3 separate regions of the Homo sapiens genome follow, and regions 2 and 3 are each linked to region 1. A link is a loop called in an ENCODE intact Hi-C map of the cell type or tissue named here. Cell type or tissue: chondrocyte. All regions are shown on one strand.

Evidence for each region. A loop is a pair of places that touch in the nucleus more often than their neighbours do. Peaks named below come from ENCODE experiments on the same cell type or tissue, not always from the same donor. Only the 100,000 strongest peaks of a DNase experiment are listed, where the experiment ranks them.
Region 2: a loop joins it to region 1, with 3 times the contacts of the local background. A loop is called at or near these places in 15 of 110 quality-filtered maps.
Region 3: it touches region 1 in a loop (9-fold over the local background); 19 of 110 quality-filtered maps call a loop at or near these places.

What each region holds. Positions count from the first base shown.
Region 1 is chr10:88,931,483-88,933,982 of GRCh38, reverse strand. ACTA2-AS1 (ACTA2 antisense RNA 1) reads right to left here and starts at 1,299. Exons shown (of 5, transcript NR_125373.1): 1 at 1,024-1,299; 2 at 97-342. RefSeq lists an enhancer at 1,609-1,708. In chondrocyte, CTCF peaks have their summits at 923 and 1,126 (motif pointing right); no DNase peak of the experiment used is centred here.
Region 2 is chr10:88,686,506-88,689,005 of GRCh38, reverse strand. No RefSeq gene overlaps it. Among named protein-coding and RNA genes, the nearest start is that of LIPK, 18 kb to the left of the region's middle. In chondrocyte, CTCF peaks have their summits at 752 and 953 (motif pointing left); no DNase peak of the experiment used is centred here.
Region 3 is chr10:88,563,740-88,566,239 of GRCh38, reverse strand. All of the region lies in intron 4 of RNLS (renalase, FAD dependent amine oxidase), which reads left to right. Among named protein-coding and RNA genes, the nearest start is that of RNLS, 18 kb to the left of the region's middle. In chondrocyte, a CTCF peak has its summit at 960 (motif pointing left); no DNase peak of the experiment used is centred here.

The DNA.
Region 1 (2,500 bases):
TGAGGAGACAGAGATTGCTCTAGAAATGCAATGGGATAGGAGAGCTACCAACTTCCATTTGGCCTGAAAGGCACAAAGATATAAAAAAATACTGACCCTGCTGTTCAGGGTCTTAGCCTCAGAGCACTCCTTGCCCAGGCTGTTCACCATCCTCAGTTGCTCCCAAGCTGAGAGCTGCTTGCCCTCCAGTGCATAGTGTGTGTCGGAAGCCACTGGTTGTCCTGAGGAGTTAAGGTGGCTCTGTCTGTGGCAGCACCTCACTGCAGAGACCTCCAGGCCCAGGACTGAGTGTCTGTTTGGTCTAGAAAACCCGAACTCCCCTAGTCTTCTCTGGCCCTGTAACTTGCAGATAATTAGGATTAATACCACAAATAATAAGAGCTGGGATGTACTGGTGCCTGCCATGACCAGAGCCTGAATCAAGCTCTTTATATTAGGATCCCATTTTCTCCTGCAACAGCCCTGTGAATTTTGCCTGACTTTAAAAAAAAATAGAGATGGGATCTTGCCATGTTGCCCAGGCTGGTCTTGAACTCCTGGGCTCAAACGATCCTCCCACTTTTTGGCCTCCTAAAGTGCTGGGATTACATGCGTGAGGCACAGCACCTGGCCATTACTGCCTTTTTACAGAAGAGTAACTGAGGCTAGCAGCAGCCCAATGTCATGCTGCTGGCAGAAGTATCAGCTTGCTCCTTCTTGTGCTTGGTTTCCAATTCATGTTTTTAGCCATTAGGCCAGCATTTCCCAAAGAATAGGCTACACGGACCAACCTCATCGGAAGCTCATTTTAAATGGGTAGAGCCCTGGGTCACATCTAACACCCGCTGAGCTAGAATCTCTGGAGCTGAAGCTGGAAACCTGAACTTCAATCAGATTTCCCTGGTGATTCTTATGTACATCAAAATTTAAGAACCACTGGAATATGATCGAGGGAAATCTTCCAGCTGCAAATTCATGCTTGCCATGCAGGGGCACCTCATAGCCACTAGATTTAAACTTAAGGATTAGTGTGCAGATACTTGCCACCAGATCACTTTCATAATTGAGGCAGAAATCACCAACCATTGCTGTCATCTCTACAGGGTTTCCTTGGAGTAAAACTGGTCTGTTGCACTGCTGTACTTCATATTTACCACCAGGCGGCATGAGCTCCTAGTAAAGCAACATTCTTGGAACAGCCTCTCAGGCTGAAACAGCCATGCCCAGAGGCAAAAATCAGGCAAACCAGAACCACCCACTGAATACGCATTAGTGAAATTTTAGCTCCTTGTGAGCCACTCAACTGCAGTGCCTAAGCACCCTCCTCCCAGTCATCTATCAGTAATTCATCCCCTGACTCCATGAGATGCCCAGTGACTTAATAAAGGGCTGGGCTTTGCACAGGTGGCTGAGTCCCCTTCATGAGCGTCACACCAATCTCCAGAGGAGACAAAACCAGCAACATACAGGTTTGGCAGCCTTCTGAATCCTCTTCTCTCCTCTAACAATAGCAAACCAGACTCTCAAAGGAGGGGAACATCCTTCTATGACTATAAAATTTTCCTATGACAGGCTTTTGCAACTCTGGAGGACAGCATGGGTTTCTAATGACATTAATTCACATCATGCTGCCATTACTGTGAGCAGATGTGTGGGAAGAGGCATTATTTACTTAAAAATAATCCTCTGTTGTCTTGGGAGGCCGAGGCAGACAGATCACCTGAGGTCAGGAGTTCAAGACCAGCCTGGCCAACATGGTGAAACCCCATCTCTACTAAAAATACATAATTAGCCAAGCGTGGTGGCACGCACCTGTAATCCCAGCTACTCAGGCATCTGAGGCAGGAGAATTGCTTGAAACCCAGGGACAGGGGTTGCAGTGAGCCAAGATCGCATCATTGTACTCCAATCTGGGCAAAAAGGAGTGGAACTCCGCCTCAAAATAATAATAATAATAATAATAATAATAATCCTCTGTTGTTAATGTGGTATCATTTGTGTAGCTAGGAAATTCTCTTTAGAAGAATTTCTAACAGAACAGCTTGGAGAAGAACGTCTGACTGTAGTTAGGGAGGAGGCTGTCTGGACCAACACACACTTGCAGGCAACCAGAAGCCATTGCTGCAGCGCAGCTCAGTTTATTCAGAAAGAGACAGCCAAAAAAAAAAAAAAAAAAGAGAGAGGGAGAGAAAATGGGGCAGCCTGAGATAGGGTTCTTCCTTTTCAGAGTATGAAGTAATGTTTATTCCTGGGAGAGCAGAGTCAACTTAAGTAATGTCTGAAGAGCACTATGAGCTAGGACAGAGAGCAGTGTCAAGGAAATAGAACTAGGCAAGGTTCTGCCTGGATGGAACCTGCAGCCAAGTGAGGAAGATGGGCACTAAATAAGCAGTTGGGTACATTGTCAGGGGTTCAAAAGAAGAATTATATGGGGTACTGGCTTTTATAGCCATGGGCTCTAACTTGAGCCAGGAGCTCAGGAGAGGCTGCCTCCCTGAGAAGATAGTGCTTAAGCAGAAGC
Region 2 (2,500 bases), 240 kb after region 1:
ATCTATTTGCTCTGGCTTTCCATCTTGCTCTGCCTTTCTAGAACCGTGGATCTGGGACTACATTTTGTAATGATTAAGCCAATCTCAAGTATATTTGCTATTTAAATATAATTTTAAAAAGTAATCTGACACAGTAAAGAACAAAACAGATTATCAACAGAGAGAAAAACAATTAGTTGTTAAATTATTTGCTCATAAGGCATTTATTATATAGGCACATAATAATAAGCTCCAATAATTAAAGAAGAGCTCCCATGTGGATGGTTGCCATGCAGTAGAGGACATATCATGAGGTGCAACATGGGTTACCCGAATTTACAGAGTTCATAAATCTAGAAGCAATGATAAAAACACATCACACGTACTCCAACTATAGAAAACAAAGAAGTAAGATTGATAGCAAAGGTAACAAATGTACTGTTTAGCAGGGGATCATGTGAGAGATTTATTTATATTAAGGCTTGATTTGATCTGTTAATGTGGTATATTGGACAGATTTGGATTTTTGAGTCAGGAAGACCTGAATTCACTATTTTTCATGAGAATTTGCACATATAATTCATTCTACATCTCCCTACTTTACATGTTATAATAAAAAATTGGCACACTGTGCCAATATTATATATTTATATTATGTATATATTTGTATAATTAACATAAAATTGGCATAATATTACCAATTTTATAGTACTTTTGTGGGTATTAATTGTTTTTCCATATATAAAGTACTTAGCAGAATGTTAGCTTTTCCTATCTTCCATCTGGGAACTTCTCTAAAATTTAATTCCTGATTGGGTTTTGCTTATTTAGGTAGTCTTTTTTTTCACAATTTTTAATAAAGGGGCTGACATGCTAAGTAAAATGAGTACAGGCATCATCTATTGATTAAATAGAGTAAATGCCCCTGGATTAGGAGGAAAAACACAAGCAGCCTCCAAATCTACCCTACCCTCTAGTGGCAAATCTGGATAACTGCATAGTTCTATCAAATTCTGTGAAAATAGATTGTGAATGTAAAAATGTTATTTTAAATAACAGTAAGTGTTTTTTTTCATAGGGTTATTGGCTGCATGTCCTTGTTTGGTCACTTACAGAACTAATTTCAAAAAGGAGTTAAATTTTAGAGCTGTGGTAACAAAACACTGCTAGATTTGCAGCAATTCTGATGTAATCACAAAGCATAATTTCCTTATTAATGGTATAGATTTCTGGGCCTGTGTTAATTTGAGAAGTCTAAATGCTATTTGGTTATTTAAACTCAATTTTGACTTCAAAAGCTTTTTAAAGATGAAGAAACTGAATATGTTATAGGGATAGAAAATAATGACAGAGAAAAAACAAAATTATCAACACTCTTTAAATGATACACATCATCTGTGCTTCAATCGGTGCATTTTGTAGCTATAGACCAGAATGTCATCAATACTAACGTTAGATACAAGGTTAATATTACAATTATTATGATACCCTCAGAAGCAGGATTTTTTTTCTCTATTATTTCAATTGTCTCCTTTGTTTCACATCTGGATAATCTGAAGTTGATACTAGCAAAGGTTTGTTTGGGGAAGAAATATATGTGTCAATAAGCTCAACCACATTGTAAGATATGAGAGTTGTCTCTAATAAGAGATATGTTATTCACTATATTTAATGAAATCAAAGAAAATAATAGGCCTAAGTAATCTAGAATTGTGGGTTGCTGATTATAAAGCACAGCCAAATGAAAGCAAATCAACGATAGTGCAACAAAATGTGATCTGTTTAAGACTCAAAACAGTAGTTCTCAAAGTAGAAATTCCTGACCAGTGGTATCAGCATTAGCTGGGAACTTGTTTGAAATGCAAATTCTTAGACAGGGCCTAGACCTACTAAAGCAGGAACACTGGAGATTGGCGAACTCCAGGTGATTCTGGTGTATGCTAAAAGTTGATGTTAGGAGACTATTCTCCAGGGCATTTCTTCATATCTCAGATCAGTTTTTGTCCCAGACTATCTTTTCAATGATGTGTGTTTAGTGAAAAGCCTTGAAAGACAGAAGACCGTCTCCCTCCAGTGTAGAGGGTAGATTTGTTCCTAACCAGTATAATAAAGATGTCTTCATATGGGGCAAAGATTGGACAGTTTTGCTGGCAGCCCCTTTATAAGATTGGGAGGTTCCTAAACTTGGAATTCTTCACTGTGACATAGGCTTATTGTATGTGCAACATCCACCTGGGTCCACTTCTGCATCTTCTCTATGGACTTGTGGAACAAGGAGAACGTGAAGGTGATGAGGTCCGCTGTGATACAAGTCCTTTGTCTTTGACCCAAGAGTTTCCTGTCTCCTGCCAGCATCTGTGAAATTGTGGCAGGCTACTTTGTTAGCCTATAAGACTCTTTGGGGTCCTTTGCAGTTTAGAACTACAGGACCAGAACACTCAATTAAAATGGATCTTTCTCACTTTAGCCACTTCTCTGCTCAGGTGTCATTTCCCAGGGGAGCTTTTTCTGACCACTCTAT
Region 3 (2,500 bases), 370 kb after region 1:
TTATAAATATTTTTAACTTGGAAAGAAGATTAAAGTATGTATTTATATATTTTTTCATGAATCAGAAATAATTTGACAAACATTAACATTGGCTATTGCTCAGATATGATTTTCATTTTCTTCTTTACGATTTTTTGAATAATCATAACTTTAAAAATAAGAATAGTTTACTCTTATTATAAAAAATGATATTGGCCGGGCGCGGTGGCTTCTGCCTGTAATCCCAACACTTTGGGAGTCTGAGGTGGGCGGATCACGAGGTCAAGAGATCGAGACCATCCTGGCCAACATGATGAAACCCATCTCTACCAAAAATACAAAAATTAGCTGGGTGTGGTGGAGTGCGCCTGTAGTCCCAGCTACTCAGGAGGCTGAGGCAGGAGAATCGCTTGAACCTGGGAGGCGGAGGTTGCAGTGAGCCAAGATCACGCCACTGCACTCCAGCCTGGTGACAGAGCGAGACTCCCTCTCAAAAAAAAAAAAAAAAAAAAAGAAAGATAACGTTGACACTGTTTTAAAAAAATGTATCATGCTGAAAAGAAATAGATCTTCTTTCCTTTTTTTTTAGTGGAGGAGTATTGTGCCATATGTAGGCTCTTTATGATGAAAAAGTTTAAGAATAATTGACTTGGTATATTTGACTGAGGATGAGGGTCTTTGGATGTTATATTGAGCTGACTCAATTCAGAATTGGACCCCCATGGAAATCATTTTGTGTTTAATTCATTGTTATGAAATAATTCTCTCTGGCACTAAAGACTTAAACTAGAATGTCCCCACAAGATCCTTTAACATCTGTGGGTCAAATCAAAGGGATTAAAACATGACCTCAGTATGAAGAATTGGTTAATGTCTACCCTTCTCTCTGTGTTTTCTGGAGAAAAATCAGCTCTTATTTGATTATTAGACGTCTTAGGCTTCTGTGAAAAAGACATCCACTTACAAAGCCATATATTGCCATCTAGTGTGTGAAATATATATTGTAGTTCCCCTTAGAATCTAAACTAGAGAGGACTGTGAAAATGACAGAAACATAGAATAACACTATAACTATAATATTCACAAAACTGCATATCACAGGGAAATAAATTTAGGCCCATTAGAATTACATAACTTACCAAAAAGTGCTTGATTAATGAGTGACAGAATTAGGAATGTACTACATGTTTCACATTTGTACAGACTATGAACAGCCACGTCTGTAGCTTCCTGTGTTTTTCTTCTCATTCTCATTCTCTTTCTCTCTCTTTCTAATCATATGTAGCCTTTAGGATTAACATAAGTATCATATCTTATGTGAAAGAATTCCCTTTACATTATAGAGTGGTCTGGATTTTCTGTCATCCAACTCTCTCTATTTTGCTTCTTATGGAAGAAGCAGATGTAATTGTTTTTTCATTTGGCAATTATTTATTACATTTATTAAACTTCCTCCCAGCTGGGAGAATAGAGAAACCTCATGTATCATATTGTGACCCTCTTATGATTTACTTTCTGATTCTATAATAGTGCTACTTTCTCTATATTCTTATTACAAAGATTATATCACTTAATCCTCAAAGTAATGCTAGGCATTATTATTGTCTCAATTCTTGGTGAAACTGAGATGTGAACCTCAGTAAAATGACTCCAGAGCTTGTACTCTTAACCACTGTTATGCATAGCTCTTCCATGTGTACTTGATCTTCCTCTCTACCATGCACAGAAATTCCTCAAACCCCTGACCCTTAAACATTAGATTCAGGAATTCCTAATCTCTCCTCCTAGTTTTACTTCTAGTTATAGCACTCATCTCCACCCCCCACCCTCTGATTTTCAGGGATTCACCAGTTTAATCCACCTTAAGATCCTGCAAGAGAAAGATGCTTTACTTTCTCATGTGTGTGTGTGCATGTGTGTGTGTGTGTGTGTGTGTGTGTGTGTATTTGCAGTCATCACAACCTTTCAAAACACAATGTTGAGCTTCTCTTTCCTAGATTGGAGGATGGGGAAAGGAGTTTGTTTTCCCTAAATAATTTATCCTTGTAAATTTTTTAATTTCTAGTTGCTGTGTGATAGCAAAGATGTAATAAAAGCGGAGAAGATCTCAAGAAGGCAAACTCTAATAACCAAAGGATCACATCCATATGTGAATATATGAATAACAGAAATAAAATTTCTTTATCTAGAAATATAGAGCTTCACAGATCTACAATGCCAATAGATGCAGATATAGAACAGATATGCATATGTATGTTTAATTATAATTTAGGAGAACATGGAATTGTTTTTAAAATTCTAAAATACAACCACAAATTAAGGAAATGCTACTTTATTTCAATGTAGAAAAGTTTTCAATTAATAAGACATTATTTGACTGAATAATTTTGCTTACATTTAAAAATTATAGCACTTGTTCATCCAGTATAATAGTTTCTGAAAGTTCCAGTACATTTATAGATGCTAGGTTTTTAAATGAACTATTAAAATAAAGATCTTGGGGGTACCTTTCTAACTTTCC